Regions from separate parts of the Mus musculus genome. Here region 1 is linked to region 2. Evidence: chromatin loops called from intact Hi-C (ENCODE). Cell type or tissue: left cerebral cortex. All regions are shown on one strand. Region 1 holds the start of Cplane1 (ciliogenesis and planar polarity effector 1). Region 2 holds the start of Nipbl (NIPBL cohesin loading factor).

The links. Hi-C counts contacts between places; a loop is a spot of excess contacts. Peaks named below come from ENCODE experiments on the same cell type or tissue, not always from the same donor. Only the 100,000 strongest peaks of a DNase experiment are listed, where the experiment ranks them.
Region 1: a loop joins it to region 2, with 2.7 times the contacts of the local background. A loop is called at or near these places in 1 of 42 quality-filtered maps.

The regions. Positions count from the first base shown.
Region 1 is chr15:8,167,498-8,169,997 of GRCm38, reverse strand. It overlaps Cplane1 (ciliogenesis and planar polarity effector 1), which reads right to left and starts at 892. Exons shown (of 53, transcript NM_001162906.1): 1 at 509-892. In left cerebral cortex, no CTCF peak of the experiment used is centred here; DNase peaks (open chromatin) are centred at 397, 530 and 981; H3K4me3 peaks cover 1,504 bases; H3K27ac peaks cover 1,509 bases.
Region 2 is chr15:8,444,246-8,446,745 of GRCm38, reverse strand. Nipbl (NIPBL cohesin loading factor) reads left to right here and starts at 2,283. Exons shown (of 47, transcript NM_027707.3): 1 at 2,283-2,500. It overlaps LOC102634078, which reads right to left. Exons shown (of 3, transcript XM_017316813.1): 3 at 883-2,500. The coding sequence ends at 1,455. In left cerebral cortex, CTCF peaks have their summits at 173 and 1,281; DNase peaks (open chromatin) are centred at 720, 1,264, 1,497 and 2,087; H3K4me3 peaks cover 2,500 bases; H3K27ac peaks cover 1,267 bases.

The DNA.
Region 1 (2,500 bases), 280 kb after region 2:
AAGGCAACAGGAGAAAACCCAGCACGACTGAGTTAATCATCGTTAGATTCTACTGGTGACAGCAACTTGTTAGTTTTGGTTTTGAGGGATTAATTGTATTATGTTTTTTGTCTAATGAGTCCTTCTAGATGTGAAAGACACTTAAAGATTTATGCAAAGGATTTGTTTGGGAAAAGATAGACATATTTTTTTTTTCAAGTAAAGCATAAAAGATAGAAAGACAGCAAACCCACTTCAAGATTTCAGTACGGTGCGCTACAGAATCACGTACAACCTCCCGTCACTTAGAATTCTAACAATCACCTCTCTCCTGGGATGCAGCAAACACCATTTTCTGACGCATACTGCAAAGCCTCTCAAAACACTGATGCTACTGGATAGACCAAGCACTACACAACAGACACTGCAGATGGAAGAACTGATTTTTAAAAAAAATCCGCTCCATGGCGCAAAAATATATGTATGACAGGAGTAATCTGCCCAGTCTACGGGAACCGGGGAAAGGTACCTTTATTTCAAACAAATCGGAGCATACAATTTCAAGAAAATCGCTGACGTCCCGGGCGGGGTTTGTGCTACGGAGGATGCTAGGAACCCGCGTCCATCCCTCACTGCTCTGCCGTCCGCTGGGGTCTCCTCAGAGGTTTCCTCGTGGCTGTGGCCGCAGAGTCCTGCCCGGAGGTCCCCTGTGGAGGTGTGAGGGGCCACGGCGGGGAGGGGACGCCTGCGACCCAAAGAAGGACCTGGGCGGGACGGCGGGCGGCCGCGAGGAAAACGGAAGTCCCCACAGCTAGCCCGGAGACCCTGGGAGGCGGGGGGCACGGGGACCGAGCCCCTGGGGAAGGTCCCAAGGCCGCCACCTCCCACCGAGGACCGCAGAGGCTGCGAAGCCGCTGAGCCCTGGAGGAGGCCGCGCCCGCCACCCCAGAGCCGTGTCCAGGCGACGCGTGGGCGGGGCCGCCCCACTGCGCATGCTCCATGCCGCTCCGTGGGCGGGCACCTGACGGATCCCCGCCCGCCCCGCCTCCTCGGCGTAGCCAGCTTTGCGCCGGGGTTCTGGGAGAGCGCTGCAAGCCTGCCAGAGTGGGTTACCTCCACCGAGTCTGTCCTGCCCTCCTGCTCTCTCCTCAGCTCGGTAGTCCTTTCTCTCTCCATCCATCCCTGGCTTCCCCTCGTGCAAGACTTTTGAGTTTCCGAGCTCTCCGTGGAGCTTGGCATGAGAATGCCTTAAGAACCAACATTTAGATCTGCGCTGTTAAGAGCAGTTGTTGCCTTTGTGGAGGACCCGATTTCAGAGTCCCAGCACCTACGACATAACCCTGAGTAACTCCAGTTCCAGGGCATCTGACACTCTTTTGTGGCTTCTGTGGGCACCAGCTACAAAGGTGGTGCACATACATACACGTAGGCAAAACACTCATAAAATAACAAGTTAAAAAACAACAACAACGGGCTGGTGAGATGGCTCAGCGGTTAAGAGCACCGACTGCTCTTCCAAAGGTCCTGAGTTCAAATCCCTGCAACCACATGGTAGCTCACAACCATCCATAACAAAAATCTGATGCTCTCTTCTGGAGTGTCTGAAGACAACAGTGCACACACATATAATAGATAAATAAACAAACAAACAAACAAAAACCAACAACAACAACAACAAAAACTTGCCGGGCAGTGGTGGCACGCCTTTAATCCCAGCACTTGGGAGGCAGAGGCAGGCGGATTTCTGAGTTCGAGGCCAGCCTGGTCTACAGAGTGAGTTCCAGGACAGCCAGGGCTACACAGAGAAACCCTGTCTCAAAAAACCAAAAAAAAAAAAAAAAAGTCTCTAGCCAAAACTTCAGCTAAAATTAGACAATAAATCGTGTTGGTCATGGAATTCTTCACATGTCATGAAGGATTTATCACAATTGGTTATCGATCAAATTAACTCATAAAAAGAATACTCGTCTTTTACCTGCTCAAACAAGGAGCAAAAGTTCAACCTTAACTCATCTGTGCACTTTGCACAATCCACACAGGTATCTTACAGTACTAAACTGTTGGTTGTAAGATTCACGTATTGCTGAATGTGCAGCTCTGACAAGGTTCATCCGCATGGACGCTGAAATGAGCTGCTGCTCCAGCCCCCTCCCTTCTGATGCTGTCTCCAGAGACTTGCTTCTAGAGCAGCTTCAGGAATAGCCCCAGGTTCCAGACGGATTAGGTTCATCCAGCCTTTCAGACAGCTCCAGTCAGAACCTGTCAAGCCCTGAGCCTTCTACGTATACAACGACTGGGTAACAGATGCTAGTGCTAGCTTTCTTAAGCCTAACCACTTCTTCCACTTTCCCTCCTCCTCCCACCCCTTAAAAATATTTGTCAACCCAATTCAGCAGGAGGAAGTTGTGGACAGTTGCTATCCCTATCTCTCGATTATGGTTATTTCATAAATTATAGGTAGGCTATCATTTTAAGGGATAATTTGGAAATGGTCATAATTTTGAATAGGGAGGAAACTAAA
Region 2 (2,500 bases):
TGTATCTGAGCCGAGCCAATCAAATTCTTAGACTTCGGTTCAGTCAGTCAGTCAGTCTTGCATGTATTTGCAAGAAAGGGGGGGGGGGGGGGCAGACAGGATTAAGAATGCATTTTTGTGAGTCACTAGAGTAATATGAATTAGCCCACTAGGGGCAAGGCCACGTGATCAACAAATGTCCAGGCCTCTGCCATGCCATCTAGAGAAACCTAAAAGCAATCATCTTTATGAGCTTTCGAATGTCTAGAAGAGAGCTTTCTCCTGACCTCTAATAACCTTATCTCGGTTCCATCTAAACATTTTTCCAGTTTTCACCGTCTTTCATAAAAGTTCTGTTAGGTATTGATAAACTCATAGTAAAGGGTAGAGTTCAGAAGTGAGGGAGGGGAGTGACTGAGCCATCCACAGCGCGCTATGCAGAACACCTGCGAAGGAAAGTTAAACTTCATTTCCTGAAGCCCTGAAGGCTACTGGGGAAAAAGAGCCAGACGAGATAGAAAGCCCGGAGGAAAAAATGAGAACGACGCCGCCAACATGGAAGGTAAACAGAAGTGCTGGAGGCACCAGGGTGACATGGGGCAAAACCCTGATGACGAGGGCGCCGCCAAGTCCCAGGGGCACTCTGGGGAAGGGGACGGCAGAAGCATGGCGAGGCTTAGTTCTATTTGCACGGATATCAAGCCCGGACCTTTTCCCCCACTTGCAGGACTCCTTGGGCCGAAGTCACCGCCCTGACTTACTCCCTCTGGTCGCGATAGTCATCTAGTGTCAGGAGTGCAGAAATGACAAAATCTTTAACACCTCACCCCCAGTGACTTCTAAAGCAAAAGAATAACCTGTAGGCGAGCTGTCCTATACATCAGTGCATAGACAAGCAAACGATTAACGCTGACAACTTATTTTATTTAAAAAAATATAATATGGTTCCTCCTGAGTAAAATGTGCTTACCTACTGGCACTTTTTACCTGAAGAATTAGCCCCCTTACAATTTATACAAAAACAAACAAACAAACAAGCAAGCAAACAGAAAACTGTGTGGCGATGAAATGCCCTCCGGTTTTACAGTAAGACACTACCATCGGGTACGGTACTGTATTCGTATTCACATTTTGTACTCCAGCCTTGTCCAGAGCCTCTGAGTTTTCAACATACAGAGGAAAACGATGTTTTGAAGTGCGCCGGTGCCGGGGCTCCGGTGCCCGGCGTCAGGATGGCCTGGGCTCCACCCACACCTAGATCGCAGCGCCAGAGCGACCGGCTCCTTGCTTGCACAGCGTCGCCTACAGGCCTTATCCCGACTACCAGGGAGGCAATCAAAACCACCGCCAAAAAGGAAAAAAAAAAAAAAAAAAAAAAAAAAAAGAGGCAAGTCCAGCAGCCCTCTCGTATTTCCAGAAATTAATGCACCACCACCACCACGATCACGATTCCAACTCAGCCAGGCTGGGAGTCTTCACCTCCGAGGACTGTGTTCTTCGCAGAAAATAACCCAGACAGACATAGGATCCGGCCGCTCCCGGGACGATCCATCCATCACGGCTGCGGGAACAGCGTTTGAAAGGTCGGCATCCAACCCGCCGGCAGCGGGAGCTCGGCTTCCCCCCGGGGCCCGGGGCCGGCCAGTCAGGGAGAGCAGCGCGGCCTCGGCTGGCCGCCTTCTCCGGGATTGAGGGTGGGGGGCTATGAGGCCCGGAGCGCCTGAGAAGAGGGAGATCCCGGCCTCACGCCACCACAGCGGACCAGCGCCCGGCTGCTGTCGCCTCGAGGGGGACCAAAAGGAAAAAAAAAAAAAAAAAATCAAGCCGGTCACCCGAGCAACGGCGTAGACGCCGTCTTGCAGAAGCGACCCCACGGGCAGCATCCACGGCCGTCCGTTGCACAGGACAAGGGCACGGAGCAGAACCGCCGCTGCTGCTCCCGCTGCCTCCGCCGCTGTCGCCGCCGCCGCCGCGCCTCCGGAGCCCGCGGGAGCCGGCGCGCTGAGGCAGAGCTGCGAGCCCGAGTGGCGGCGGCGGCGGTGGCGGCGGCGGAAGTGGAGTAGGGAAGAGGGGGTGGTTGTTAGTGTTTGGCGCCGGCGGAGGGAGTCATTCCTGCAGCTGCACTTCCGGTCGGCATTTTGTTCTGAGAGGGAGAGACGGAACGAGAGAGAGAGACACACACACACATACACACACACATACACACACACACACACACATACACACACACACACACACACACTGGGCTCCTTCCCCCCCGCCCGCCCTCCCGTCCCTCCCTCCCTCCGTCGGTACCGACTCACCCGACACCAGCAAAGCCGCCAGGGAGGGACGCCCCCGCCGCCAGGAGGATTGGTTCCCGGGCCCGCGGCGATGCCCCCCCGGTAGCTCGGGGCCCCCGGCCGGGTGTTTGTGTGAGTGTTTCTATGTGGGAGAAGGAGGAGGAGGACGAAGAAGAAGCCGCGATTTGTCTTCTCGGCTGCTCTCCCCCCGGCTCTACATGTTCCCCGCACTGAGGAGA